Linked DNA regions of Homo sapiens: region 1 is linked to region 2. The links are chromatin loops, found by intact Hi-C in ENCODE. Cell type or tissue: ascending aorta. All regions are shown on one strand. Links, peaks and the distances in the headings refer to the core of each region. The heading gives the core; the rest is flanking DNA.

Region 1 (15,767 bases), core at 5,096-9,095, 64 kb before region 2:
CTAAGCTGAGGAGCCTTCCTGCTGCCGCATGTCAGGCCCTGAAGGCCTGTGTAGCTCCTGGAAGAGGCCTCCCTGACCAGAGGTCCAGGAAGCAGGAGGGACTCCTGTGCAGGACAGCTGCTGCCTTCTTGGTTGCTGTTGGGAAACAAATGGCTTCTCCAAGTAACGCTGGAACTCTTGTAAGGATCACTCACTGCCAAGGAGTCTGCTCAGTGTGGCAGTGGCGCTCTCCCGGGAAGTGAGACTCTGCAAATGTGTTCTCAAGTTCTGTTCCAGCTGGCACCAGCCCTTCCCACCCCACAGGCTGGAGGCCCCCAGCACCCGCTCAGGCATGGGGCCGAGTTGCTGGCAGCCCTTGGTGCATGGCTGGTTAGCAAAGACCAGAGCCTGCTGCCTACCTGAAGCCGTGTCATCTTTTCCCCTGCCTTGGTGGGTCTTGGCACTGGCATGAAGTTGCTTCCTCCTGAAGCAGAGCGTGGGTGCCCTCCCACCGACATGCAGGATCAGTGGTGGGCCCGGAGCAAAATTACTCAACCTCTGCCTCAATGTCCTTTTCTGCACAATGGGTGACAGTGGGATCACCCTCGGGGTTGCAGTGCTCAGCAGGGTGCCTGGCCCGTAGGAGGTGTTTAATCAATGTCGGCTTTATTGTGATCACAGCTCACTGTAGCCTCAACCTCCCAGGCTCAAGCGATCCTCCCACCTCAGCCTTCAAAGTAGCTGGGACTGCAGGCATGCACCGCCATGCCTGGCTAATTTTTTGGTATTTTTTGTAGAAATGAGGTCTCGCCATGTTGCCCAGGCTGGTCTTGAACTCCTGGCCTCTGGAGTTCAAGAGATCTGCCCATCTTGACCTCCCAAAGTGCTGGGATTATCAGTATGAGCCACCACATCCAGCCTGTTTTTTTGTTTTGTTTTGTTTTTGTTTTTTGAAACAAGGTCTCACTGTTTCCCAGGCTGCAGTGCAGTGGCACAATCTAAGCTCGCTGCGGTCTTGACCTCCTGGGCTCAAATCCATCCTCCCACCTCAGCTTCTCAAGTATTTAGGACTACAGGCACATGCCACCATGCCAGGCTAATTTATTAATTTTTTGTAGAGGTGGGGTTTCACTAAGTTGCCCAGGCTGGTTTCAAACTTCTGGGCTCAAGTGATCCTTCTGCCTCAGCCACCCAGAGTGCTGGGATTACAGGTGTGAGCCACCATGCACAGCTGTACCTCCTCTGTTGAAACCCCCAACCATTTCCCAATACTGCTGGTCCCTTATTAGGGGCCTTTATGGTAAACCATCTTTTTGTGTTGTGTTGTGACTACTCGTGTGGCCCTAAGCCAAATTAGGTGTCTTGTCATCCCACCCTGGAGGAGGACCTCTGGCTTCTCAAGTGGGGTGCTCCACGGATTCCCTGATTTTTCTGAATGTTCTCGGACCTAGTAGGTATCAGTGTCCAGGGCCAAGGGGTCACATCACAGAGGCCGTTGGTCTTAAGAGCTGCTTTCCCCAGAACGAGGCTGCTGTGGTTTGGCCTTGGCTCCCCACAAGTCTGGCTTCTGCAGGAAGTTTGCTGAGTAGCCCAGCTCTTCCCTAGAGGGCAGGGGATCAGGCATGTTTGGGAGGGCAGAGCAGGGCCAGGTCGGGGCGGGGAGCAGCACGCTTCAAAACTTGCCATCCATCTTCTCCAGTTCTCAACTGGGCTAGTTTTGCTCCCCCAGGGGAGTCAAAGGTCAGTTTTTCGAGACGTTTTTGGCTGCCACACTGGGGATGCTATGGGCATCTCGTGGATAGGGGCCAGGGAAGCTGATAACCAAAGGATAGCATCCAGGACAGACCCCACAGCAAATAATTATCTGGCCCAACATGTCAGCAGTGCCGGGACTGGGAAACCCTGATCTATTCCTGGTTGCACATTGAGACAAGTTTTGGAACTCCCAGGGTTATAGAAGGAGTATCACCTATATGGGTCAGCCTGGGCCCTTCATCCCTTCATCCCCCAACCCGAGTCACTTATCCTTGCTGATGTGCTGTGTAATTATGGACAAATTCCTTCCCCTCACCAGAGCCTTGGCTTTCATTTCTTAGACACAGCGGTCCTGGGGTTGCCTTCCAGATGAAGATCTATCAAAGATTTGAAGTCTTGTGTATGTGGTCCTAGAGGACCCCAGGCTGTTATACCGATCCATGAGGCATCTGACCCCTTCCAAAGGGTAAGGCTTTACAAAAGGAAAGCAGTTTTGACTTTGAGCTGCTGAGTGAGATCCAGGCCCCTAGTTGAGGAAACTGTCTCACGCCAAGTGGGTGCTCACCCCCAAGCCTGCCAGGTCCCAGGACTTAGCTGTTGCCGAAGCAGCTTTTCTCTTCTCCAAATAACTGTGCTTTCTTTATGCTTTGCTTTTACTTTAATCTGTGTGTGGCTGCACTGGAAAGGGTAACTTTATGGCAGATGCTGTGGAACGTAATCTGCTCATGTTTAGGCTGTAAATTTTCCTTTTTTCCTTTTTTTTTTGAGATGGAGTCTTGCACTGTCACCAGGCTGGAGTGCAGTGGTGCGATCTTGGCTCACTGCAACCTCCGCCTCCTGGGTTCAAGCCATTCTCCTGCCTCAGCCTCCCGAGTAGCTGGGACTACAGGCACACACCACCACGCCTAGCTAATTTTTGTATTTTTAGTAGAGACGGGGTTTCACCATGTTGGCCGGGATGGTCTCGATCTCCTGACCTCACGATCTGCCCACCTCGGCCTCCCAAAGTGTGGGGATTACAGGCGTGAGCCACCGTGTCGGGCCTAGGCTGTAAATTTTCCATGGTTCCAAAGTGCTGTAGAGTTCACTGGAACACATGCTGTCCTCTGATAATTGAAGTGGCTTAAAACAAAACAAGTCTTTATTGGTTTGAAACAAACCATCATGTGTGCTTGTGCTTTTTTAAAACAAAAGCAAAGCTGACACCATATCTCCAATTGAGAGCTTCAGCCTCCTTCACCCCCAGAGATCCGGACTAAGTAAGGAATTTATTTACCGTGTGATCTTGGGAAAGTCCTTTCAACTTCTCCAGGTCTGAGTTTCAACTACAAAATGTGGGGATAAAACTCGATCTCCAAGCTCCCTTGCTGCAGCCTCTCACTCAGCTCCTGGAGTCCGTGGATCTCAGGGAGGGAACCTGCTGTCCAACACTGCTCTTCCAGGGTTAAAGTTCCCCTTCTGCAAGGTGAGGGCGAGCTGAAGAAATGAGCCCCTCTTGCCTCTGTGATTGTGATTCTCAGATGCTCTCAAAATACCAAATAACTAGTTTAGTTACAGGGAACTGGTGGACACTTGTAGTTTAAATCTCTTTCCTTGGCTTCAAGGGAGTGAGCTGAGTTTGACAAGCACAAATGGAAAACTGTTCTCAGGTTCTTTCCTCTGGCCCTTGGGGATAGTGGATGACTGATGTCTGGGGCAGAGTCTAGCTTTTTAGAAGGCAGACTCTTCCTCCGACATCCTCTCCAACTCCTGCTTTCTCTCCTTGTGTCTCTTATCGGCCTCTAATTAGGGGTACTGACTTGCAAGTCTATTGGATGAAATTCTTCATTTTTTCCTCCGGAAAAAGATGCCAGTTTTTCCTCAGGGACTTGTTCTGGGGGTTAATAGGAGAGTTAATAGGAGAGTGAATAGGAGAAATTCACTTTTGCCCCCAAACCTCCATTTCTCTTGTTGCAGTTTGATTTAAAGAAGAAAAGTCTTGTCCTTGAGGCTGACAGTGTGGAATAACTCCCCCAGGGCTGTGGGTCGGGGAGAGAGTGCAGGCCCTGGACTGGGGGTGCTCAGGAGCTGTGAGTGAGGGAGTGAGTATAGGCCCTGGATTCAGGGTGCTCAGGAGCTGCCTCCTCTTTTTGGGAGGGCCCCAAATGGACTAGCAGTCCAAAGCTGATGTATGTCTTAGGTTGGGATTATCAGTCTTTTTTTTTTTTTTTTTTTTTTGAGACAGTCTCACTCTGTCGCCTAGGCTGGAGTGCAGTGGCATGATCTCGGCTCACTGCAACCTCTGCCTCCCAGGTTCAAGCCATTCTCCTGCCTCAGCCTCCCAAGTAGCTGGGACTACAGGCATGCACCACCATGCCCCGCTAATTTTTTTATTTTTAATAGAGACGGGGTTTTACCATGTTGGGCAGCCCGGTCTCGAACTCCTGACCTCAAGTGATCTGCCCACCTTGGCCTCCCAAACTGCTGAAATTACAGGCATCAGTCACTGCGCCGGGCCTATAATGTACTTTTAAAGACGTCGTTTCATAATAAGGCTACGGAGACATTTGGCGCCTGCACTGGGCGGCTGAGTTGCCTGCTTTGATAGTGCTTTGCCCAAGTGTTCACTGAAATACTTTCTTCAATGTTACAGGGTCAGCTTCATGTTTGGATAAATAAGCCTGAGTGTTGAATTCCTTCCGGGGTCTCTACCTTCTGTGGTTAATCTTCTGTGTGTGTCTTTCTGCTGTATGTCAGGCTGTGCTTAAGCCTGCTTAATTGCAGTGGTTCACTTGAAAGTGCTGTTAGAAGTAAAATTAAAGGAGAAGACACATGTTGGGTCCTGCCCAAGCTGGCATCTTGCTAGCTGTTCAGGTTTGCTATTCAGGGAGTAGCCAAGGAGGGGAGAGAGATGGAGAGAGAGATGGAAAGATAGACCAACCTTGCGTCTTTTTTTTTTTTTTTGAGATGGAATCTTGCTCTGTCACCCAGGCTGGAGTGCAGTGGCGCGATCTTGACTCACTTCAAGCTCCGCCTCCTGGGTTCACACCGTTCTCCCGCCTCAGCCTCCCGAGTAGCTGGGACTACAGGCACCCGCCACCATGTCCGGCTAATTTTTTGTATTTTTCGTAGAGACGGGGTTTCACCGTGTTAGCCAGGATGGTCTCGATCTCCTGACCTCATGATCCACCCTCCTTGGCCTCCCAAAGTGCTGGGATTACAGGCGTGAGCCACCGCGCCCAGCCCCAACCTTGGGTCTTAACCAAGCAGGGGAAAGGTCTCCTGCCTGGGGCCCTCAGCCTTCTAAGGAGAGCCTGCCACAGCCATGCTTACCATTACCCAGGGCACAGTTCTGGGTCCTGAAAACCCTTTTCTAGGAGTAAAGGAGCTTTCAGACTGAGCAGACTGCCCTTCCCCACGCCTTTCTCAGTGCCTCTTCCCCAGAGGCTGGGGAGAAGGAAGGGCAAGGGTTATCAGGCCAGCCTGGCCAGGATGCAGCTGGGTGGTGGTGCTTGATGTAGGGGGAAAGCCATGAAGCGTGGCCCTGAGGCTTGAAGTGGTGGTGCCTTCCTCTTGCAGCCGGAGGTGCCTACCTTCTAGTGAATCATCCGCACACAGAAGCAATTTATGCTCCTCATTATTCTTTAGCAAGAAATAATTTCCTACCCATTTGTCACTTTAAGACTAAGGGCTTCACACTCCCTGTGCTGAGAATATAGTAGCTTGTTGTACTTCAGTTCTATTTATGTCCCATTTGGGGGTTTGGGGGCTGCCCTTTGACAAACACACAAAAAGGAGATTGATACAGCCGGAGCCATAGACAAACAAGATGACAGGCCCTGGGAACATGGGAACCTTTTGTCATGCCCTGTTACCCATGGGGGCTTTGGCCTCAGTAAGTTATTACTGGCTACCAGCGCCTTGTATATATCATCCTCACTAGAATGAAAACACCCATGTAACTCTTAGTGAGTTGCTTGCTCTGCATTGAGGCCCCAGGGATATGAACCCCAGGCTGAGCCTGTGTGTGGATGGAAGGAAGTGGATGGACACACACACAGCGTGACCCACCAGCCGGACCACTGCTCACTTTCAGGGCTCACCAACCTCAGCATTTCCAGCCAAGGCCCTGTGGTGCTCTACACCATCTCCTTGCCTGCTGCCCTGCCCCCTGGCCTTGACCTGTCTGAAGATGAGACCACCTTTCCTGCTCTCTGGGAGCCCCTGGTCCTGTGCAGGGTGGCCTAGTAGATATTAGAAATTCAAAATCAAAACTCAGTGACTGCTGCAGAGGGTGGGCCTTTCCCATAAACTGTTCACCTTCACAGTGGTGAGCAAGCTGAGGCTCAGAGGTGTTAAACAGCGTGCCCAGAGTTACACAGCTTGAAAGTGGCAGTGTCAGGTTGTGAACCTGGAGCCAGGCTATGAATCTAGAGTGAAGCCCTTGGTTATCCCAAACCATAGACCCTAAGGGCTAGCATGAGTGGGAGGGGACTCGAGGCTTCATGGGGAGTGAAGGCAGGTGGCCCCAGGCTTGGAATGAGCCTAGTAAGGAGACACATCCAAACTTGCTGCTGCTTCTTTTTTTTTAAACGCGGTCTGGCTCTCTCGCCTAGGCTAGAATACAGTGGCACCATCTCAGCTCACTGCAACCTCTGCCTCCCAGGCTCAAACCATCCTGCCACCTCAGCCTCCCCTGTAGCTGGGACTACAGGCGCATGCCACCATACCTGACTAATTTTTTTTGTGTTTTATGTAGAGACAAGGGTTTCACCATGTTGCCCAGGCTCGTCTTGAATTCATGAGGTCAAGTGATCTGCCCTCCTCAGCCTCCCAAAGTGTTGGGATTATAGGCGTGAACCACTGCGCCCAGCCCCAAACTCACCTCTTAATATTCTGTCTCTTCTCTGAAGTTCCTCCCAGCTGCTCAGCCGATTGCCACTTATAGATACTTCCCCAGACGCCCCCAGCCCGTGCAGTTCCATCAAACTTTACACACACACACAATCTGAGCGGGGTTGTCCTGCTTGCTTATGTTGCCTGCAGTCTGCATTTTTCAGTCCTGGCCAGCAGCAGCATCAGTGGCCCTGGCCCTGCCAGACACCCCTGCGTCGTGCCTGAGCCTGCTGCCCAGAGGGGATGCACTGGGAAGAGCAGGAGGCTGTTGCAAGGCTGAGGAAGGACTGGAGCTGCGAAGGCACCCGCCTGCCTCGGATGTTCCCTGATCTAAGCCCAGCTGTACCCAGCTGGGACTTGGATGTGACTCGGGTTGGGGATTGGTTTGTCCTGTTGCTGAGCCAGCATCCTGGGAAGCCTTCAGAGTCAAGGCTGTTTGGTTCTAGGTGGCTTGTCTCCAGGGTTATCTCCCCACACTCCCTGGGGCTTACAGTTCTATTTCTGTAGCAGCCTTGGCTCTGCCCCCGACCCTTACGTCAGACCTAGAAATACGTCTCACCTGGATGACCTCCAGGGAGCTGCTGCTTTGGTCCTCAGACTGCAGTTTCCTACATTACATACTTCCTTATGTAAAAAGCACAGTGCTGGCTACCTCTTTCTCAAGCTCTTCCCTCCAGGAACTGAGCAGGCCTGGGATGTGGCCAGAACATGACTTTTAGAATCCCTAAACCTGGGGGAGATTATGGAGCCTAAAATATAATTCAAAAGAAATCTTTCTTTTTTAGTGATAAAAGTTACATGTTGTACAAACATTGATGTAGCTTCTTTCTAGCATTTCTAATTGTGCAGTCCCAGGTGAGTCCATTGAAGCAGAATCTCCTGGACTCCAGCTTTGCCAGTGCCCAAAGCAAGGCTTGGTCTGCCTGTAGGATGCACTCAGGGATGACTCCTGAGAGCCAGTTGTTAAATTTTCAGAAATGTTGTGTGCCAATGGTTAATAATAGCCATTCTTTAAAAACAAATTATATAAAATTATAGTTAAATAAATTAAAAACAAGGGTAGCCAATACTCAAAACTCATCCCTTCCTGATTGTTTTACTGTATTATTTATCTATTTCACCTGTTGTATCTATGTATAATGATATGTCGCAGCCCACACCAAATCCATGTTCAGTGACATCATGTTGGTAGCTCTAAATCAGCCCTGGTGGGAATATTTCTGTTTGCCACAGAAATTGGCAAACACTATAAACTTGGGTTTGATTTATTGTTTTGATAATTGCCTAGACTTAGGAAAGTGATAGAGAGAATGCTAATCAGATTAAACTTAAGTGTTTATATATGGCCCAGTGTGGTGGTTCACGCCTGTAGTCCCAGCACTTTGGGAGGCCAAGGTGGGCGGATCACCTGAGGTCAGGAGTTTGAGACCAGCCTGACCAACATGGAGAAACCCCGTCTCTACTAAAAATACAAAATTAGCTGGGCGTGGTGGCACATGCCTGTAATCTCAGCTACTCGTGAGGCTGAAGCAGGAGAATCACTTGAACTTGGGAGACAGAGGTTGCGGTGAGCTGAGATCGCGCCATTGCACTCTAGCTTGGGCAACAAGAGTGAAATTCCTTTTTTTTTTTTTTTTTTTTTTTTTTTTGAGTGTCGCCTAGGCTGGAGTGCAGTGGTGCCATCTCGGCTCACTGCAAGCTCCGCCTCCCAGGTTCACACCATTCTCCTGCCTCAGCCTCCCGAATAGCTGGGACTACAGGTGTCTGCCACCATGCCTGGCTAATTTTTTGTATTTTTAGTAGAGACGGGGTTTCACCGCATTAGCCCAGGATGGTCTTGATCTCCTGACCTCGTGATCCGCCCGCCTCGGCCTCCCAAAAGTGCTGGGATTACAGGTGTGAGTCACCATGCCCGGCCTGAAACTCCATTTTTGAGACAGACTCTTACTCTATCACCCAGGCTGGAGTGCTGTGGTGCAGTCATGGCTCACTGCAGATTCGAACTCCTGGGCTCAAGGGGTCCTCCCACCTCAGCCTCCCAAGTAGCTGGGACCACAGGTGCATGCAACCATGCCCAGCTAATTTTTTTATTTTTTGTAGAGATGGGGTTTCACCATGTTGCCCAGGCTGGTCTCAAACTTCTGGGCTCAAGTGATCCTCCTGCCTCAGCCTCCCAAAGTGCTGGCATTACAGGTGTGAGCCACCATGCCTGGCCAAAAGTGTGTCATTGTAAATGACAGTATTCAAAACTTACCATCCAATTCAGCAAAGAAGTGGCTCACATCATTGATAAACACATGAAATTCTGTTTTTTTTTTTAATTTCAGTTTTATTTGTTAAGGTACATGAAAATATCAACCATCGCCCATGTTGGAGCTACATGCAGAGGGTTAGTTGTTAAACCGCACACTGCTGGATGCAGCTGTGCTGCGTGGCCCATGTATTTCATCACCTCTATGCCTTTGCTCCTGGCTATTTCCTTTTACTGTCTTGCCCGAGTCCCATTTCATTCACTGACTCATTTATTTAACAAATAAGTATCCAGTGTGGACTATGTGCCAGGCACCAGGGACACAGCAATGAACAAGACAGACCCAAAATACAAATTCTGTTCTAGTGGAGTTAGAGGAACAATAAGCAAAATAAATATGTTAACGGCATGGTATGCAGTTTCAAACTCTTCCCTCTTTTCCCCAGAGCACAAATGTCCCCCTCTGTGTCTTGCTCTCCCCCACCGAGGGTGAGTTCTGCCTCCATTGTGGCAGGATCTTTCAACCTCACACCAAAGGAGACAAGGCTTAGCTTGAGCACAGGGTCTGAGCAGAGATGTGTGCATAGCTGGGAACTCGAGACTGAGGCCTGGCTTTGTGGAAGACAGGCAGGAAGCAGGAAGCAGAGCCACAGTTTTATTAGAGTTCGTGAAAATGGGATGTCTCCTCCCAATGTAATGATTTGCTAATTGTTCTCAGTGCTGTGTGTGGGGTTGAAGGGAGATCTAAGATGAAACCTTTGCACCTGCAAGGAGTTAAAAATATGTAATGAAAGAAATATCACAGGATAGCCTGCTCATTCCCTCATCTATTTGTTTTGCAAATACAAGTCCTACCCCACATCAGGTGCTATAAGCTCTATAAACTGTAAAGCCAAATGATCTACGGTCTCTCCCCTTGAGGAATTTTTTTAACTTGGGGGCAATTTATAATCCAGATTGCTGGCCAGCGAACAGTGGTCAGAATGCTCTGGAAACCTTCCCCATCTCTCTGGAGTCATCAGGCCCTTGCAGGTAGTCAGCCTCCTCTCTCTCTGTTGTCCCCTCACTTATAATTGACCTCAGTTTATAATTCTGCATCTGTTTTTGTGTTTGATTGATGTCTATCTCTCTCACAAGAATGTCAGCTCCAGGAGGCAGGGACCCATGTCTGTCCTGTTCACTGAGCCTGGCATGAGGAAATGCTCAGGAAAACCTTGTTGAATAAGCAAATGCAGGGAGGACTGAGAGTGGAGGAGGGAGATGGTGTGAGAAGCCTCAGGGGTGTTCTGGAGAACGAGCCTTCATTCTTTGACATCAGGCAAGTGAATCCAGACTCCTCAGCATTTGTCAAGGTGCGGCTAGACAACACCTCCATTGTGTAGTCATATTCCTCTGTGGAGAGACCTCTAGAACAGAGCACAGCAGTTTGTATTACAGCTTATACATGATTCTTAACATTTTCTCGTGTCACAGACTCCTTGCTAACCTGATAAAAACTATAAACGTTCCTCCCCAGAATAATGCTCATGGCGTGCACACATGCGCACACACACACAAACACGGTTCCCTAAAGCCCATCCGTAAACTCCAAATCAAGAACTCTGCTTTAAAAAATGTGATCCCATCTGGGCATGGTGGCTCACACCTGTAATCCTAGCACTTTGGGAGGCTGAGGCAGGAGGATTGCTTGAGCCCAAGTTCAAGACCAGCCTGGCCAACACAGTAAGATCCTCTCTATTAAAAAATATATTTAGGCCGGGCACGGTGGCTCACGCCTGTAATCCCAGCACTTTGGGAGGCCAAGGCGGGAGGATCACGAGGTTAGGAGTTCGAGATAAGCCTGACCAATATGGTGAAACCCCGTCTTACTAAAAATACAAAAATTAGCTGGGTGTGATGGCAGGCACCTGTAGTCCCAGCTCCTCAGGAGGCTGAGGCAGAAGAATTGCTTGAACCTGGGAGGCTGAGGCAGAAGAATTGCTTGAACCTGGGAGGCAGAGGTTGCAGTGAGCCGAGATCATGCCACTGCACTCCAGCCTGGTCAATAGAGTGAGACTCCATCTCAAAAAAAAAATTATACATATATATATTTTATTTATTTATTTATATTATTTATTTTAAATACATGTATATATATTTTATTTATATATTATTTTAAATATATATAAAATACGTATATTTAAAATAAATAAATAAATAATATGATCTCCATAGCAGACACACCTCCTATTCCTCTATAGCCCCAATATCTAGCACAGTTCTTAGCATATGGGAGCACTTATTGTGTAATACAGTAATTCCCCCTTACCTGCAGGAGATATGTTCCAAGACCCCCAGTGGATGCCTGAAACTTCGGATAGTACTGAACCTTATATATACTATGTTCTTCCTATACATATGTTGCCATAAGGTTTAATCTACAAATTAGGCACAGTAACAGATTAACAACATATTTAGAACAATTAATCTACTGTAATAAAAATTATGTGAATGTGGTCTCTCTTGCTCCCAAAATACTTCGTTGTACTGTACGTACCTATTTTTGGGCCTCAGTTGGCTGTGGGTAACTGAAACTGCGGAAAGTGAAACTGCAGATATGGGGGGATTACTGCATCGGGGATTACTGTGTCGAGGGCACAGTGGGACGAATGGGGAGATGGGTATGTAAAAAAGTGTCTGGGTTTGCCATGGCCTACATAGAGCTGAGCTGACAATTCCATTGAAGTCGCGAGGGAGAGGGCCACTTGAGCAGAGTGGTAGCACTCTATATCACTGCTCTGTCCTGGCCCTGCGGGTTCTCCCCATACCCAGGAGGCCCACCAAGTCCATAAGATCACTTTCCAAATAAAAAGTTAGAACATGGTGTCTGACACATTGTCTGATAATGGGACAGAATATTTGAAATTGGGCCTGTCTCACAAAACCAGGGGTTATATGAATTTAAAGAAACATGACTTAGTTCTTCCTGAGGCTGGTAGGGTTCTTCTTGTGGTAGGGTTCTTCTTGGTGCTTCTTTAAGCCTCCCCAGAAGGGGGATGATCAGGGACTAGGCTGCATTCCCCATAGAGACTAGGTTATTCTGGGTAGAGGGGCCCAGTATGGCAGCCCATCTGCCCTCCACACGCTCTGTGGTCGCCTGTGTTGGGGGACCTGAGCGTTAGTGGCACCCCATGCTGCTCATTACCACCCCAAAAAGTAGTCAATCCTGGCTTTTAAAATGTTCAACCCTACTAGTTTTTTTTTTTTTAATTTTAATCCCTATTTTTCATATGAGGCATTTGGCAATGCTGATTTTTAGACACCACAATAGTTCAAAACCATGGGGGAGAAAACCTTACAGTACTAGAATTTGCTTGGAAAACAGTTGTCAAGGAAATAGATTTTGCAAAACATTTCCTCCCAGGAGAGTGCTCACTTTCCATGTATCCCCACGTTGAACATTATTCTGCCATATAATAGTGGTAGGCAAAGGTACTGTAGACAGATAATTTGTCTAGCCAACATCTAATTATGAATTAAAGCCCTGGCTGGCACTTTTACAGCTCGGCAGCCAATGGTGGACAGAGTTCAAGTTGAGTTTACAGTGCATCTGAAATGTTCTCGGACATACAGGAATGACGGAAGATTTCTTGGCCTTGGCTACAGAGTGGGAAATAGGATTCTGTAAACTCTATTAGCAGACAATGGAAGCATCTGATAGATGGAGCTGAAATTGCAAAGCATTGTTCGATTAAAAGAAAAGGGGAAGACTCGCTGGGCGGGGGCTGTGACTCAAGGCACTCATATAAGGAGGCAATTATCTCACGATTGGACATGCTGGTGGCCCAGTCTCCAGCCATTGCTACTTGGAGGATCCGTCACTGTTAGACATGCCAACAAATATATATACTGCTCAGTTGAGAGCAGACCTCACAAGCAAGGCTGGCGGCTTTAATTATCACTTGTGAGAACTTAGTCAAGAAAGTGCTAGCCTGGTTAAGAGTTATGGCCACTGACGCTAGCAGGTGGTTAATTATAGGCCCCTCCATTCCCACAAAGGTGCACGGCCTGTGTAGAAACGGTTTCTGACAAAGAGGCAGAGAGATGGTTGTGTCTCTTCATTATTTCCATTTGTGTTACGATCTATTGTATTTGCAGTAATCTTTAATTATAGAGGCTATTACTATGGAATGGACTATCAATGTTACTCGTTTCTGCAATGTTGCCTGGTAACGTCCCTTTGTGCCTGAGACACACGTACACATGTCTCTGTAGTTACGGGCTGTTGAATTGATACCTTCCTCTCAGCCATTTGCCATCACAATATTATAAAAAGCTATTTTAAGAATTGAGAGTGCCCAATCTATGGGGTGAAAAATGGACTCGGTGTGATAACAGCCTACATCTTCAAAAAGACTTAATTTTAACCAGAATAGTTCTTACACGATGCAATATTCCCCAGTAGCAAGACGGAAAAACGCTTCCAAATAGTTAGCTGCATTCTGCCATCATCTTTGGATAACGCTGTGTCCCATTACAGACCAATCTCTGCCTCGAGACCCATTTTGCACACCGCTGTGGACCACACGAGACATGAGAAGTTGGGAGTCTTTAGGTTTTTGATGATTTCCCACCTAAGAAGATCACTGATGGAGAAAACAGGGCATTAGATATTGCAGGTGGAGTCTGTTTGGCCCCTCTGTGAAGTCAGGTTATTTCCATCATCCTGCTGATTTTGAAAATGGCCCATTAGTAGAAGAAATGGTGTCAGAGTTATCACCAGAAGTACTCAAAATCATTCTCTTGAAAGGTCACACTAGTGGAATTTTCAGGTAATACTTGGCATTGGCTTTTTTTTTTTTTTTTTTTTTTGCAGGAAAGCAGCTGCTCCAGCCATGGGGAGAGGTCATCTACTGGGTTTCAGATCTCAAGTTATGGCTGTAACTCCACAAAAGTGGCTATCGCTTAAAGATAATTACATTCCACATTGTTCATGCTAAACTCTTGAGATGGACTGATTGGCATATTTAAATCTCATCTCTCAGGCATTTGCTAATTATCATAGCCTAGTTGGAAGAAAAAAAAACCCTCTAATCAAATAGCTGTTTAGAGATGCTTTGCATTTTAAAATTTTACTGGGTTCATAGGAAGGAGGAATTATGCCTCTGATTTCTTCTGGCTCTTCCCCTGACCTCAGGAGGGTTTAGACTTTTAACGGTTTAAATAGCCATAGCTATCCACCCAGGAAACATTTTTGCATTTCGGTTCTCTGTCTTTTTGCGTCGTTTTCATCCCCAACCCCATTTTTCACTTAGTGACTTCACATCCAGGAGGGGGGCTGTTGAATTCCAGCTAATGAGCCTCATCTTTTTACTCCTCTTAAGTGGTCCCAGCTAGACCTGGAGTCAAATCTGAGAGCAAACGGTAGCACACATCTTTCTCAGGTTCACAAACGGAACACCAAGTCCATAGTGAAAGGGAGAGGAATTTCTTCCTCTTGCTTAGAAAGACAAAAAGAGCAGCTTCTCAGGGCAGCAGGTTGAGTAGAAGCCATCCTCCTTAGAAAAGGCAGACTTGGTGTTTAATTAACAGCAGCTGGAAAGGACCCCACTCCCCCCACCACTGGCAGCTGAGCCGACATCGTTTTATGTAATAGATTCTTTTCAGCTGCTGTGCTCAGAATTGAGAAAACCTGATGGTTTCCTCCTTTATACAAAACATACGGCTGTCAGCGACAGAAATCTCAGCCAGGCCTTTCTTTTATGGGGATATTCTAAAAGGGCCTGTCTCTGAGATTTTGAAAGAGTCCCGGTGAGCCACCATCACCCATAGTTGTGCCTCAAAAGCAAGTGCAGGGAAGAGGAATTCTGTGAAGGTTTTGAAACACCTGTCATGGGCCGTGGGTTCATTTGTGCCCTGCCTATGGCAGGGTCTGTTTTGCCCACTGGCAGGAGGCTGCTGTTTCCTATAGCTGGTTTACAGGCCCCAGCAGGAAGTCCCAGTTCTGGAGGCAGCATAGGAAAGAGAAAATCCTGGTCTCCTGTTAGAAGTCAGAGCAGCAGACCTAGAGAAGGTGTATTCAGTTCTTGGGGAGGAGGATGTGAGGATGGGAGGGAGGTAGGAGGAGAGAGCTCAAAATCCCACCAGTTGAAGGCCTGTGTGAGCTTTAATTTTGGCCATTTAAACAATTCAAAGAGGCTGGGAGTGGTGGCTCACACCTGTAATCCCAGCCCTTTGGGAGGCTGAGGCGGGCGGATCACTTGAGGTCAGGAGTTTGAGACCAGCCTGGCCAACATGGTGAAGCCCGGTCTCTACTAAAAATACAAAAATTAGCCAGGCGTGGTGGCAGGTGCCTGTAATCCCAGCTACTTGGGAGGCTGAGGCAGGATAATCGCTTGATCCCAGAAGGCTGGAAGTTACAGTGAACCAAGATGGGGCCACTGCACTCCACCCTGGGCGATGGAGTGAGACTCCATCTCAAAAAAAAAAAAAAAAAAAAGCAATTCAAAGAAAAAGAAACAATGAAACTTGAAGATCTGAGTTTTCTCTCTGTCCCCATTAGTTCATCACGATTACAGCCTTTTGATTTTCATAGTTAATTGTTCTTCGGCATTCTATTTCAGGGTTTTGAAATCAAATTGCTCGATCTTTTCTCTCTCCTGTGTGATTAGGTTATCTTTTATAATACAGCTGCAATAATCCTTTCAAGAACACAGCGCTTTAGCTCAGCAGTGTCAAAGACAATATCCTAAGTGGCCTCTGAAATTCAGTCTTGTAGGAGTGAGAAAACACCACCAGCCCCTATTATGAACCCAGAAGTGCCACCACACATCACCCATCATCACAGACCTGGAAAAATGAAAAGAAAACCCACACTGAGCTGCCTGATTAATGCAAACTCAAGGAGTGCTTATGGGGTGGCAGCTAC
Region 2 (15,767 bases), core at 5,125-9,124:
TTTCATTTACAGGTCCAGGTAGTTAGTCTAGGACTGGAGTAGCGACCCCACCATCGTCAGGGACTTAGGTTCCACTGTTTACCCTCAGTACTGGCTTCCACCTTACGGTCCAAAATTGCTGCTGTGGCTCCAGTCATCGTGTCCACATTCCAGCCAGCAGGAAGGGAAAAAGAGGAAGAGTAGAGAATGTCACTTCCCTTTAAACATATTTTTCCAGAAGTCACATGCAGCACTTCAACTGAATCCCATTGGCCAGAACTCAGTCATATGCCTACACGTAGCTGGAAGGGAGGCTGGGAAATGTAGTTTTTATTCCCATGGCCATGTGCTCAGCTAAAATTGTTGCTTCTGTTTCTATGGAAATTGAAGGAGAATGGATATTAGGGGCAACTAGCAGACTTGGCCATACTCAGATCTGCCTGACAGGTCCCTGCTCTTTCTTCTGTGTGTCTCTCAAATTTAGTTTTGTTCTTTTTGAGACAGGGTCTCACTCTGTCACCCAGGTTGGAGTACAGTGGCATGATCTCGGCTCACTGCAACCTCCACCTCCCAGGCTTAAGCCATCCTCCCACCTCAGCCTTCTGAGCAGCTGGGACCACAGGCACAACCTGGCTAATTGTTTTTGTGTTTTTAGTAGACACAGGATTCTGCCGTGTTGCCCAAGCTGTTCTCGAATTCCTAAGCTTGAGCAATCCGCCCACCTTGGCCTCCCAAACAGGCATAAGCCACTGTGCCCGGCCCTCAAATTCAGTTTTAAAGACCAGGCTTACAGACTGCCTTCCTTTATGGAGCCTCCTGGGTTTTAATCCCAATTGGAATCAATAGCTTTACCCTTTCTAAATTTTTAAATCCACTGTATTAAAGTTTAATTTAATGCAATAAAATGTATTTCAACACCACTAAAATCAAGGTACTGAACATTTTTATATCTAAAAGTTTCCTCAGGCCCCTTTGCCATTCATCCTTCCTCAGCTTCTGGCCTAGGCAATCACCAATCTGCTGTCACTCTAAATTAGCCTGAGCCTTCTAGAGTTCCTTAGAATCACACAGTGTGTATTCTTGTGTCTGGTTCCTTCACTCATCAGGTTTTTGGGGTTCCTCCATGGTGTTTTGTCTGTCCATAGTTGCTCCTGTGTATTGTCGAGTAGTATTCCGTCATATGGATATGCTATGGTTTATTTTTTCCATTTGGCAATTGATTTGTTTCCAGTTTGAGGCTATTAAAAATAATGCCGCTTTGAACATTCACAAGCAGTTTTCATGTGGATGTATGTGTTCATTTTTCTTAGGTATATACCCAAAAGTGGAATTGTTGGGTCATATGTTAAATTTATTAACTTTGTAAGAATTTGCTGGTTGGGCACAGTGGCTCACACCTGTAATCCCAGCACTTTGGGAGGCTGAGGTGGGTGGATCACTTGAGCCCAGCAGTTCAAGAGCAGCTTGGTCAACATGGCGAAACCCTGTCTTTACAAAAAAAAGAAAAAATTATATATATATAGCTGGGCATGGTGGTGCATGCCTGTAGCCCCAGCTACTCAGTAAGCTGAGGCAGGAGGATTACCTGAGCCCAGGGAGGTCAAGGCTGCTGTGATCTGTGATCATACTACTGCGGTCCAACCTAGGCAACAGAGTGAGACCCTGTTTCAAAAACAGAGAATTTGCCAAATTGTCTTTTTCAAAGCAGATGTACCATTTTCCTTTTTTTTTTTTTTTTTGAGATGGAGTTTCTCTCTTGTTGCCCAGGCTGGAGTGCAGTGGCGCAATCTCGGCTCACTGCAGCCTCCGCCTCCCGGGTTCAAGCGATTCTCCTCCTGAGTAGCTGGGATTACAGGCATGTGCCACCACCCTGGCTAGTTTTGTATTTTTAGTAGAGATGGGGTTTCTCCATGTTGGTCAGGCTAGTCTTGAACTCCCAACCTCAGGTGATCTGCCCACCTTGGCCTCCCAAAGTGCTGGGATTACAGGCATGAGCCACCATGCTCGGCCCCATTTTCCGTTCTTACCAGCAGTGTGTGAGAGTTCTAGTTGTTCCATTTCCTCACCAACACTTGGTAAAATCAGTCTTTTTCTTTTTAAGGCTGTTCTAGTAGATGTGTGTTGATATCACACTATAGCTTTATTTACACACACACACACACACACACACACATAGCCATTCCCCCATTCTTTCCATTATAGTTACATCAAAATATTGGTTGTTCGGGGTGTAACTTCCTATGGCTGTGTACACACTCTTCATGGCTGATTCTCATATAGTATGATTTCCTTCCCTTTCCTAAGTAACTGTTTGTTTTCTGTAGAGTTAATAATCGTCGTGTTTGTTTGATGCTTAGTTTGTCACATGTTTATCACTTCTTAACTCCATGGTCCCCACTACCTGTGTAAACCTCCTCACAGTGTGTCCCAGCGCATTAGGTGGTACGTCAGCTTCATCCTCTTGAAGACGTCTCTCCTGGAGGCTTCTGACCTGTCTTGTTCTGGACAGTTGACTCTCTGCCTGCTGCACAGCTGCTGTCCCTGGGATATTTTTACCTCTCTCTTATTCATTTTGTTTTTAAATAATTTTGTTGACACATAATTTACATTGCCATAAAAGGTTGCCAATTGTAATGTACTATTCAGTAGGTTTCAGTATATTTACAGCATTGTATAAACATCATCAGAATGTTTCCATCACCTAAAAAGAAACTTTGTGCCCATCACAGTCGCTTCCCATTTCCACTGCCATCCCCAGGCAGCCAGTAATCCTCCCTCAGTCTCTATATATTTGCCTTTTTTGGATGTTTCATAAAAATGGAAGCAAAAACCTGTGGTCTTTTGTATCTGACTTCTTTCACTGAGCATAAGTTTTTTAAGGTTCATCCACATTGTAGCATGCATCAGTATTTCATTTCTTTACATTGATGAATAATTCATTATAAATCTACCACATCTTATTTATTCATTTATCAGTTGATGGACATTTGGGTTGTTTCCACTTTTTGGCTACTATGAATAATGCTGCTATGAACATTGTGTACAGACTTTTCTATGAACATATGTTTTTATTTCTCTTGGGACCTCTACATTGAATTTTCTGAAGAACTGCCAAATTGTTTTCTAAAGAGGCTGCACCATTTTACATTCCTATCAGTAATATATGAGGTTTCCATTTTCTCTATATCTTTCCAATGCTTATTATTATTATTATTATTATTATTATTATTATTATTGAGACGGAGTTTTGCTCTTGTCGCCCAGGCTGGACTGCAGTGGCGCGATCTTGGCTGTCTGCAACCTCCACCTCCTGGGTTCAAGTTATTCTCTTGCCTCAGCCTCCCGAGTAGCTGGGACTACAGGTGCACGCCCCCATGCCCGGCTTATTTTTGTGTTTTTAGTAGAGAGGGGGCTTCGCCATGTTGGCCAGGCTGGTCTCAAACTCCTGAACTCAGGTGATCCGCCCGCCTCAGCCTCCCAAAGTGCTGGGATTACAGGCATGAGCCACTGTGCCCAGCCCCAATACTTATTATTTTTTATCTTTTATTTATTTATTTATTTATTTATTTATTTATTTATTTATTTATTTATTGAGATAGGGTCTCTCTGTGCTCAGGCTGGAGTGCAGTAGCATCATTTTAGCTCACTGCAGCCTCGAACTCCTGGTTTCAAGCAATCCTCCCACCTCAGCCTCCTGAGTAGCTGGAACTACAGGCACATGCCACCTTTCCCGGTTAGTTATTTTTAAGTTTTTTATAGAGACAGGGTTTCACAATGTTACCCAGGCTGGTCTTGAACTCCTTGCCTCAAGTGATCCTCCTGCCTTGGCCTCCCAAAGTGCTGGGATTATAGGTGTCAGTCACTACACCTGACCTACATTTTTATTATTGCCATTCTAGTGGGTGGAAAGTGATATCTCATTGTTATTTTGTTTGTTTGTTTGTTTGTTTGAGACAGTTTCACTCTGTCACCTAGGCTGGAATAGAGTGGCGCAATCCTGGCTTAGTGCAACCTCCGCCTCCCAGGTTCAAGCGATTCTCCTGCCCCAGCCTCCTGAGTAGCTGGTATTACAGGCACCCACCACCATACCTGGCTAATTTTTGTGTTTTTAGTAGAGACAGAGTTTTGCCATGTTGGCCAGGCTGATCTCAAACTCCAGACCTCAAGTGATCCACCTGCCTCAGCCTCCCAGAGTGCTGGGATTACTGGCACGAGCCACAGTGCCTGGCCTCGTAGTGGTTTTGATTTGCATTTCCCTAATGTCTAATGATGTTAAACATCTTTTCATGTGCTTTTTCATCCTTTGTGTGTTGTCTTTAGAGAAATGTATATTCAAATATATATTCAAATCCTTTTTTTTTTTCTTAATTTTTTTCAAGACAAAGTCTCACTCTGTTGCCCAGGCTGGAGTGCAGTGGTGCAATCTCGGCTCACTGCAACCTCCACCTCCCGAGTTCAAGTGATTCTCCTGCCTCAGCCTCCAAGTAGCCAGGATTACAGGCACGCACCGCCATGCCCGGCTAATTTTTGTATTTTTAGTAGAGATGGGGTTTTGCCACGTTGGCCAGGCTGGTCTTGAACTTCGGACCTCTGGTGATCCACCCACCTCGGCCTCCCAAAGTGCTGAGATTACAGGTGTGAACCACCACACCCAGCTGCCCATATTTTAATTGGGTAGTTTATTGTTGAGCTGTAGAAGTTCTCCGTTTGTTCTGGATACCAGTTCTCTATGGGACATATGATTTGCAAGTATTCTCTTCCATTCTGTGGGTTATCTTTTCTCTTTCTTGATGGAATAGTTTTCAGCACCAAAGTTTTTAGTTTGATGTAGTCCAGTGTATCGATTTTTTTCTTTTGTTACTTGTACTTTTGACGTCTAAGAATCCATTGCCTTACCCAAGGTCATGAACATAATTCCTGTGTTTTCTTCTAGAAGTGTTATAGTTTTAGCTATTACTTTTAGGCCATGACTCATTTCGAGTTTATTTGGGGTTGTGGTGTGAGGTAGGACTCCAGCTTCATTCTTTTGCATGTGGATATCCAATTGTTCCAGCACAATTTTTTGAAAAGACTGTTCTTTTCCGATTGAGTTGTCTTAGCATCCTTGTCAAAACTTAGTTGAGCATAGTATCAGGTATTATTTCTGGACTCTCGATTTCATTGATCTATGTCTATTTTTATGCCAGTATCACACTGTCTTGATTATTGTAGCTTTGTAGTTTTTAAAACACGAAATGTGAGTACTCCATCTTTGTTCTTTTTCAAGGTTGTTTGGCCTATTCTGGGTCCCTTATATTTATTTCCATATGAATTTTTTTTACAAGGTTCTTGCTGTGCTGCCCAGGCTTGTCTCAAACTCCTAGCTTCAAGCAATCCTTCATTCTTAGCCCCCCAGAGTGCTGCGATTACAGGTGTAATCTCAGTTTCCATATTAATTTTGGGATCAGCTTGTCAACTTCTGCGAAAAAGCCAGTTGGGATTTTGATAGGGATTACACTGAATTTATAGATCAATTTGAGGAATATTGCCATTTTAATAATACTAAGTTTTCCGGTTCATGAATATGAAATGTCTTTCCATTTATTTAGATCTTCTTTAATTTCCCTCAACAATATTTTATAGTTTAGAGTATACAAATTTTGCAATTATTTTGTTAAATTTATACCTAAGTATTTTATTCCTTTTTGATGCTTTGTAAATGGAATTGTCTTCTTAATTTCCATTTTGGAATGTTCATTGCTAGTATATAAAATTACAATTGATGTATCCTACAACCTTGCTGAACTCATTCATCAGTTGTAATGGTGTTTTAGTAGATTCCGTAGGATTTTTCATTTACAAGATGTGTCATCTGCAAACAGATCGTTTTACTTCCTTCTTTCTAATATGGATGCCTTTTATTTCTCTCTCTTGCCCAGTTGCTCTGTTTAGAACCTCCATTACAAGGTTAAATAGAAGTGGATATCCTTGTTTATTCCTGATCCTGGGGGAAAGCTTTTGGCCTTTCCCCATAAGTGTGATGTGAGCTGTGAATCTCTCTCATTTTCCATCCCCTATTTGCTGGTTCCTTTGTCTCTTTCTTGGTCAGCACCATCCAGTAGCTTCCTGGAAAAGTGTGCATAGGGGAGGGGTAAAATATTTGAGATTTTTGAAAACTGAAACTCTATTCTACTCTCACGCTTAATCGATAATTAGGCTGAATAAAGAATTATAAGATGGAAGTCATTTTCCCTCTGAATTTTGAAACTGATCCATTGCTTCTAGCTTCCGACATTCCGGATGAGAAACCTGATGCCATTTTGATATCTCGTCATTTGTATGTGAACTGTCTTTTCCCTGGAAGCTTATAGGGCGTACTCTTTGTCCTCAATGTTCTGAAATTTCATGACGATATACCTCAGTGTAGGTCTCTTTTCATTCATTGTGCTGGGAAATTAATGGACCTTCTCAGTCTAGAAATCCATGCCTTCAGTTCTGGGACACCTTGAATGATTTCTTTGATTATTTCCTTCCACCGATTTTTCTGTTTCTGGAATTCCTACATTTTTTAGTTAGATCCCTGAGCTGGTCCTCCAATTTATCTTCTGTTTTCTATCTGTCTCTTCATTTTTGGTTCTACTCTACAAAATTTCCTCAAGTTTGTCTTCCAACTCTTTTATTGAGTTTGCATTTCTGCTGTCAGACTGTGTATTTATTTCCAAGAGCTCCATTTTATTTTGTGAATGTTCTTTTGTTGAGCATTCTGTTCTTGTCTCACAGACGCACCATTTTCTTTAGTCTCTGATGATATTTTGTTTTTGAAGTTTTCTTCTTCCTGCAGAGTCTCTGTGTCCTTCCAGTTACCTTTCCTGTTTGTGTATTTGTCCATCTCTCGTGTTAGGTTTCCCTTAAATGTTTGTGGCTCCTTGGCTGTGTCTTCAAGTTAAATGTGGGGCAGAAGAGAAGATGGTTGTGGATCTGTGTGGTGAGTGGGCTCTGCTGACTGATAATCCCAGTAGGATAATCCAATGGGAACTCAATATAGGTGTTTGTTCTCTAGAGCTAGTCTGGTTCTGCATAGAAAATGTTTTCATTCTCCTACCTAGCAAATGGACTCCTGATCACAGCCTTCTGATTGTGACCTGTCTTTTCTGTGGAAGCTTGTAGGGCGTACTCTTTGTCCTCAATGTTTCATGACATATATACCTCAGTGTAGTATTTCATGACAATATACCTCAGTGTAGGTCTCTTTTCATTCACTGTGCCGGGAAATTAATGGACCTTCTGAGATCCATGTGGGCAAGAGGGCAAAGGTGGGCAATCCAAAAATCTTCACTTACCGCCTCTGCTCCCAGGATGGCACCCTGTGCCTCAGCCAGGCATCAAGAGGCCCTCTGTCGTACTCCTTTCTGAGACTCTGCCTCTGGTTTTCTGCTGGGATGAGAGGAAACATTTTCTTGGCAGAAGTAGGAAGAGAATCTAGGGATCTTACTGCCTTTAGGCTGACTTGCAACAAGCCCTCCTCTTATTTCACTTCCAGAGATACCTGGTGTTGCCACCAATCCCAGAGCCTTTGGGGTTTTCTAGCACAAACCTGAGTGCCTGTTTGCTTGCATCATCATGGCTTAGGGTTCGGCTTTCTTGGCTTTGCTGAGTCAGCACTCCACATCTCTTTCCCAGCTGCCAAACTTTGTTACTATCATCTTCTTCCCTGGTTGTTCTATCTTTGTGGATTGATGCATTATTTAAAAAATTATACCGTTGTCTTAGTGGAGTTTCTGGGTGGAAATAGGGCTAGTGCATTCATTGAACTCACAATCTTTAACCACGATCTCTGGCTCTTCTGTTGGGTTCCCTGAGCCTCAACATCATCATCTGTAGAGTGGGACAAAAGATCCCTTTCCTGATGTCTGCCCAGGAGACTTTGTGAAGATTAGATGGGTTTTTGCATAAAGATTTACCATTCAAACAGCGGGATGTATGACTGTCTGTTCTAAGTGGTGCTTGGACTAAAGGATTGAGGGGTACCCTCTAGAGGCTGGGACTGGAGAAAAGGCCAGCCTGGGCTGCGGGATACTGTATCAGTTACAAACAACCACAGACCTCACTGGCATGCAGCAATAAGTGTTTAGGTAACTCAGGAGTCTTCAGAGTTCACCTGATCCAGGCTGGGCAGGCCAAACGACTGCCTACCTTTTTTTTTTTTTTTTTTTGAAACAGAGTTTTGCTCTTGTTGCCCAGGCTGGAGTGCAGTGGCACAATCTCGGCTCGCTGCAACCTCCGCCTCCCGGGTTCAAGCGATTCTCCTGCCTCAGCCTCCAGAGTAGCTGAGACTACAGGTGCACGCCACCACGCCCGGCTAATTTTTGTATTTTTAATAGAGATGGGGTTTCACCTTGTTGGCCAAGATGTTCTCGATCTCCTGATCTTGTGATCCGCCCACCTGGCCTCCCAAAGTCCTGGGATTACAGGCATGAGCCATCACGCCTAGCCTATGACTGCAGATCTTGACTGGGCTCACCCTTGTGCCTGGGGGCAGCTGACTGTCGGATGATCTAAGAGATCCTTGGCTTGGACAACTGGGCCAACTGAGCTCTGTTCCACGCATCTCTGCATCTCAGCTCTAGTTCATATGTATTCCCATGGAGGTGGCAAAAGGACAAGAAAGCAAGCAGAAACATGCAAGTGCTTTTTCAAGCCTCTGCGTGTGTCACATTTGCTCTCATTGGCTGAAGTTAGCCACACGTGTCTGAGCCCAGAGGAAGAGAGTGGGGAGAGGCATCCTACTCAGTGCAAAGGACATGAATGCAGGAAGGGGTAAGGAATTGGGACCATTGGTGCAAACTCTACCATGAGTGTCTAGGCATGGCTCCGGAACAGAGCACACCCCAGCCTCGATTATTTTCCTGCAAACACAGAATATTTTGCCTAAACAAGGAACCTGGGGTTCTGCCACCCTGATTTGCATTCAGTTAAAAGAGCTAATCCTTTACTTGCTACTGGAAGAAATGCTGCCCATCTCTAAAACAATCAGACATGATCTCTCTGATAGAGTAGTACACTCTCCAGGCCCAGGCTGGAGCTGTAGATCACAGGCAACCGATGAAATTTGCTTAATTATTTGATTCAATCAGAAGTTGGCTTAATTATTTTCTTGCTCTCACCTCTTTTGAATCCATTCTGGAAACTGATTATGTCTATAACACCAACCCAGAGATAAGCATTTCAATTGGGAAATGTAATTAGCCAAGGAAAATGAATGTGGGAGCTGCCTTTTGTCAAAGCACCATTAAAACCCAGCTCTGGTCAATACCAATGTGGTGTGAAGACAAAAGGCTCAGTTTGCTCCTCTTGTGACTGGAGAGGGAAGGCCCAGCAGGAGGTGGGAAAATAGGTATCTTGGGATCTTAGCAAAAGGAAGCTCATTAATTCATTCATTCAGAGGCTTTTCTAGGCCAGCTCTGGGATGGATGCTAGAGATGCAAAGGTGCACTGGCCACGTCCCTTGCCTCGAAAGAGTTCTCTTCTTAGAGGAGGGATTCACACGTAATTATGTGGTCAAAGTGCTACGGGAATACAGAGGAAGGAGCCACTGATTCTGCCTCTGGGAACTTCACAGAGCAGGTTACGTTGAGCTGGGCTTTGAAGAATAAGCTGGAGTCTCCCAGGTGAGGAGGGCATTCTAGGTAAAGGGCACAGCACGTGCAAGGGCATGGTGGCGTGAGAGTACAGGAGTACTTGTTAGGGGTCCACTAGAGCAAGCCTGCTGAGGGCTTCTTGGGTTATCCTAGCTCCTCCTAGAATAAAGTGTCCTTGGGCCATCCCACCTCAACTTTTCAGTGCCTGGGGATCCTGCCTCGCCTCCCACTTTGCCCTCTAGATGGCATTATTAAGGATTCTCTCCCAGTGTTTGTTTTAATGGAAGTCGAAGGCGTGTGGCATTTGAGGGAGACTGCGCCATCTGAAAGCCGGGGGCTGGGTTCAAGGCACCTGAGAACAACAGATGCACATGGTAGAGCTGAAGAATGAGAGGGTGCTCGGGGCAGAAGGTCCATCCTGGGCTGAGGCTCAGCGGTACGGCATGCTGAGCTGAGTGTGGCTGTGGCATGAAATGAAAGGTGAGGCTTTCATCTGAGTGAGCTGCCCAGCTGGGCATGGGCTGGATCACAAAGGGCCATTTACAGGCCATTGCAGACCAGCTCCTTGGCCTTGGCCTCTATGATGGGGGACTCTCTTAACACTGCTCCGACTGTAGCCCCTCTCCTGCAAGTCTTCACTTCTTCAAAAGAGGTCAGTGCTCAGAGCAGTGGTCTCTGGTTTGCTTGGATCTCTGCCTAAGGCAGAGCTTGTCTGGAATGCAGTGAGGTGGAGAGGTTATCTGACCAGGTGGCTCCTGCACCTGGGGAAAGGGAAAGGGAGGGAGGACCACCACGACCACGGTCTCCAGGGCCACGGCAAGGTAGACCCACCAAACCTCTGCCCAACTCGTTCCTATTTACCTTAACCCTTAGCCATCCTTACAAGGAAGAATTCAGCCAAGAGTGACCAGGCACTAATAGAAGCTGCCAGGCCCTGCCTCCCTCTGAGACACACAGCCACTGACTACCAGATCCCATCCAATGTCATCCATGTACACACACTTCGTAATGGGGTGTGGTGACCAGCATGTGTGCATTTTATACCCTGCTTTTTTGCTTGGTAGGATCTTGAAGCCTCATCATCTGCCTTCCCCAGGTGGGCCCCATCTCACCTGTGAGGCCGCTGGTGTGGGGAGAGAGCACAAGTACAGTAGGCATTCGGGCCATGGTTCCTGCTTATTTGCTGTGCAGCTTTGGACAAGCTTCTTAGCTTTCTGAGCCTCAGTTTTGTCATCTGGAAATGGAGATAATATAACCACCTACACTGCAGTATAATTATGAAGATTAAGAGTATAAAATTCTCAGCCAGGCATGATGGCTCACGTCTGTAATCCCATCACTGCGGGAGGCCAAGGTGGGAGGATCACTTAAGTTCAGGAGTGTGAGACCAACCTGGGCAATACAGTGAGACCTCATCTCTATTAAAAAAAAAAAAAAAAAGCCAACTGCGGTGGCATGTGTCTGTACTCCTAGCTATTCAGGAGGTTGAGGTGTGAGGATGGCTTGAACCTGGGAAGTGGAGGTTGCAGTGAGCTGAAAGTGCGCCACTGCATTCCAGCTTGGTTGACAGAGCAAGACCCTGTTTCCAAAAAAAAAAGTAAAATTCTTGGTTTAGGTTTTGGCATGAAGGCTGTATTAGACACATAACCATGATGATCATGGAGGCTGCTAGACCCAGCTCAGATTACTACCCAGTGGACTAGCTGGATGACCTTAGGCACTAGTCATTTAAATTCCTCCTCTGTGAACCGGGTTTAACAACACTGCTCAGGGTGGGGATAAGGAACAAACAGACTAAGTCCTGCCTGTGGATAGACTTTGGAAATGGATACTTCATGTCCTTGTCGTAGTCCAGGGCACTGGTGGTATTTCCTCTGCCAGGTGATTTGAGAACTCCTCACGGGTCCCCAGTGAGAGGCGGTGAGCGACTGTGTGAAGGAATGAGACAGCATGGGAGGTGGAGGAGGTTGGTGTCTGCACCCACCCTGCCCGAGAACGGGACAGTGGGGGATACGTGCAGGACAAAATGGCCTTGCCCCCGACTCCAGGCTCCAGAGGCTGGGGGTGAGCATTCTCTACCCCCATCCCAAAGCTATGGCAGAGGAACCCTGCAGCAAAAGGACACGGAGTGCCCATGGTATTCTGTGTGAAAGTCACTGAGGCCAGAGACAGCTCTTCACATCCTGTGTTGCTCAGGCCTTCCCCACCCTGTCCCCCTGTGGGGTCTCAGCCCCAGTTCTGGGCAGGGAGTGTGGGATGCTTAGGAGCGGGGTACAGGCTGAGCCTCAGCCACCCTCACGGGAATCCATCCTGGGCCCCTGGCCCTGGCCAGACAAGCTGGCAGATTGCCCAGCCACATCCAAAGGCAATGCATGCTCTGAGCACAGAGCCTGGCCGAGGACACCAGAGAGCAGGAGAGCGTGGGGGCCGTGCAGACACATGACAAGGCTTTGATAACACAGTCTACCTGCCATGTCTGAAAAATCAGGCGTGCGTCTTCCTGGCAGGGAATGCAGTTTCCTGTTAATGAGTTGTGAGAGGTTGGAACAAGTTATCAGAGAGAGGCTGGGAGGACTGCTTCCCGGGGCAGCTTCCAGGAGATGGAAGCCAGGCCCCAGCCTCCTCCCTTTGGGCGGCTCAGCTATTTGAGGAGCATCTCTCAAAGGGCTGAACTAAAGCCTGGAGTGAGAGTCCCCAGCCTAGGCCAGGACCTGCTGGTGGATCTTGAGCCCCTGCTGCGAGCTTCTCCGGGCCTTAGCTGCTGCACTCCCCTGCCTCAGCAGGGACTGGCCGGAGTCCCCTCCCCTCTGCAACCTCGGGTTCTCAGAGGGACCAAAGCCAGTAACCCCATGACAGACGGATCTCTGTGGTTCCTCGCTGCTTGCAAAGCACTCACACTTGTCATCGTATTAGGCACTCACAACAATCTGTTTGAGAGAAACAGGCTCAGGGAGGTGAAGTGCTCAAGGTCATTCTGCCTGGTGGGTCTGTTTAGGGTAATGCTGGCTGCTGTGACAGATAAACCCAGAGACTTCAGTGCTTGGAGACAACAGACATTTCTTTCTTGCTCATGTAAAGTCATATTGATGGTGGGGAGAGCTCTGTTCCCTCTGATGACTCAGGCACTCAGGGTGATGGAGGCGCCATCATCTTCAGGTTGTAACACCCAAGATTGCCTCGGCCTTGGAATATCCATGAATGGTTTTTATGGGCCAGGCCTCAAAGTGGTGTATGGAGCCTATGCCCACACCCCATTGGGTCCTGCGGCTCCACCTAGATGCAGAAAGGCTGGGAAACGCAGTGCCTGCCTGGGCGGCTATTTCCCTTCAACGGCTCTGTCTAAGGAAGGGGAACTGGTGCAGAATCGTTGCTGGCACAGTAGAGGATATTACCCTCAAATAAAGGCTGGGGACCCCTAGTGAGAGTTTGGTCACCTAGGCGTCAACAAGTGCCCAGTGTGGTCTGAGACCTGGAAGAAGACTCGCTGTGTGGCTCTGACCCCAGAAGGATTCTGGATCTCCAAATGCTGTTCCAGCCTTCTCGGCAGCCTCTTGCCCCTTCGTTAGCTTCTAATGTACATGGTTTGCTCATGGCCCAGCCCTGAGACACCCCTCTGTGGCTCCTCATGGCCCTCAACATAGAGACCAAACCCCTTGGCCTGCATTTGAAGTCTTTCCCAGGATGGCTCCAGCTGACTGGCCACATTGCTCCCCTTATTCCCTCCCCCGAAACCTATGCTCCTCCCTGACCAGCTTCCTACCTCAGGGCCTTTGCACATGCTGTGCTCTCTGCCTGGAATGTCCCCCCTGTTGCTCTCCACCCTGCGGGTTCCTGCTCATCCTTCCCGATCCATCACAGGTCCATGAGGCTTCCTGAGCAGAGTTAGCCACTCGGCCAGCATTTATTGAGAGCTTACTGTGTACCAGGCACTGCAATAAAAGCTTCCCAGGAATTAACTCATTGAGCTCCCAAGCCTACAAGGCAGGCGTCCCATTTTCTTTTTCTTCTTTTTTTTTTTTTTGAGATGGTGTCTCGCTCTGTTGCCCAGGCTGGAGTGCAATGATGTGATCTAGTTCTGTCACCCAGGCTGGAGTGCAATGGCATGATCTCGGCTCACTGCAACCTCTGCCTCCAGGGTTCAAGCAATTCTCCTGCCTCAGCCTCCCGAGTAGCTGGGACTACAGGCGCCCACCACCACGCCCAGCTAATTTTTATATTTTTAATAGAGACAGGGTGTCACCATGTTGGCCAGGATAGTCTCCATCTCTTGACCTCATGATCTGCCCACCTCGGTCTCCCAAAGTGTTGGGATTACAGGCATGAGCCCCCGTGCCTGGCCAGGCATCCCATTTTCTAGATGAGGAACCCAGGTCTGTGAGGAGTGTGTGTGAGGTCACACAGCTGCAGAGTGGCAAAGTCAAATTCCAAACCCAGGTCCCCGTGGCTCACAGCCAGGCCTTAACAGCTGCATAAACTTCCACCTATTCTTAGCACCTGTCACAAGGCTTCATAATCATTCATTTACTTGCTGTTTTGCTGGGAAATTGCTTACTGTCTTTCTGAGAAAGCAGCTGCAGCCTCCGTAAGGACAGAGGTCAGGCCTGATGCATCCTAGAATCTTCCTCACCACTGTCCCCACCAGCACCAAGGCCAAGGTCTGGGTGGTGATTTCCTCTCAGATAAATCCCTTACCCTTTGAGAACCAGAAAGAGAAATTCCTCAGATTATGGTCTGTCATAATCCCCTCCCTGCTTCCCTGTCAGTTTTTGACAGTTACCCTGAAACCGTTTTAAAATGATCTCAGAGGCAGAGACTGGCCTTCTCCACGCATGATTAAGCACGATGGCTTTTTAATGATTTGAGCTGTGCCTTCTGTGAATTGACAAAAATGGATTACCATATATTTCTGAAAGCCACACTGCCAAAATCAGATTTTTTTTTTTTTTTAGTTTTCTCAGCCATCCTCGAAAACCTTAGCTGAGAATGACAAATACTAGGGGCTTTAATTGTTCAGTCACATGAGGGTGGTGCCTCCTGAGTTCTGAGAACTGCTCTCGCCAGGAAAGCCTTGAAATGCTCCTGGGCTTCGATCTTTAGGAAATTGAACTGTGTGTTTTCTCTGAAGCGGAGAGCTGTCTCCTGGGCCGTGGCACGTTTGCTGCATTTGTGAATTGTTTGGGCACTGAGGTCTGAAACAGAGGCAGTTCTTGCCCCAGAAGCATGCTCAGGGCTGTCACGACTGGATGAGGCCTGGCTTGGCTGTGGGTGGGTGGACAGGGCAAGCGGGGAGGGGGTTCTCCCTGTGTGGGCACTTCCTCCTCCTTTTCACTCTCCTGCCAGACTCTGTTCATGGAGTCCTGCACCCTTCACCTGATTCAGGCCACCCACATCTGCGACAGGGTTATTGCTAGTACCTTGGACAGATGCAGACTCGCTGCTGGCTCAGAGAGGTTAAGTCATTTGGCTGTGGTCACAGGCTGGTAAGCCACAGAGCCAAGGCACATGGTTTGACCACAAGCCTGTGCTTCCCCCACAATCGCTGCTGCTTTAAAAAAATCAAATGAGGCCAGGCCTGGTGGCTCATGCCTGTAATCCCAGCACTTTGGGAGGTCGAGGTGGACAGACCGCCTGAGCCCAGGAGTTTGAGACCAGCCTGGGCAACATGGCGAAACCCCGTCTGTACAAAAAAATTAGCCAGGCGTGGTGGCATGCTCATGTAGTCCAGCTACTCAGGAGGCTGAGGTGGGAGGATCACGTGAGCCCAGGGAAGTCAAGGCTGCAGTGAGCTGTGATCGTGCCACTGCACTGCAGCTTGGACAACAGAGTGAGACCCTGACTCAAAAAATAACAATAATCATCATCATCGTCATCATCATCATCATCATCATCATCATCATCATCAAATGAGAGGCAACTCATAGGTATCCTCTGTAGTCCATTTACATTTAAGGAAAACAAACCTCATTGTGTATCCACTAGCATCAGTGGCTTCAGTCGTCTACATTATCTGCATTTCACAGAGGAGGATGTTGAGGCTCATGAGATAAGGTAGCTGACCAGAAGTCACACAGCTAGTAATAGGACAATTATGATTTTATTCTAAGTCTACCTGATTCCAAAGTTTCTGCCCTACTCTGTCCTTTGTAGGAATCTGTCTCAGGCTCCTTCCTC

The links. Peaks named below come from ENCODE experiments on the same cell type or tissue, not always from the same donor. Only the 100,000 strongest peaks of a DNase experiment are listed, where the experiment ranks them.
Region 1: a loop joins it to region 2, with 2.1 times the contacts of the local background. A loop is called at or near these places in 1 of 110 quality-filtered maps.

What each region holds. Positions count from the first base shown.
Region 1 is chr1:25,652,167-25,667,933 of GRCh38, forward strand. The region is part of intron 1 of MAN1C1 (mannosidase alpha class 1C member 1); the gene reads left to right. Among named protein-coding and RNA genes, the nearest start is that of MAN1C1, 43 kb to the left of the region's middle. In ascending aorta, for the core only: no CTCF peak of the experiment used is centred there; a DNase peak (open chromatin) is centred at 7,145.
Region 2 is chr1:25,715,875-25,731,641 of GRCh38, forward strand. The region is part of intron 2 of MAN1C1 (mannosidase alpha class 1C member 1); the gene reads left to right. Among named protein-coding and RNA genes, the nearest start is that of SELENON, 76 kb to the right of the region's middle. RefSeq lists a silencer at 7,490-7,690 and enhancers at 8,322-8,822, 8,908-9,551. In ascending aorta, for the core only: no CTCF peak of the experiment used is centred there; no DNase peak of the experiment used is centred there.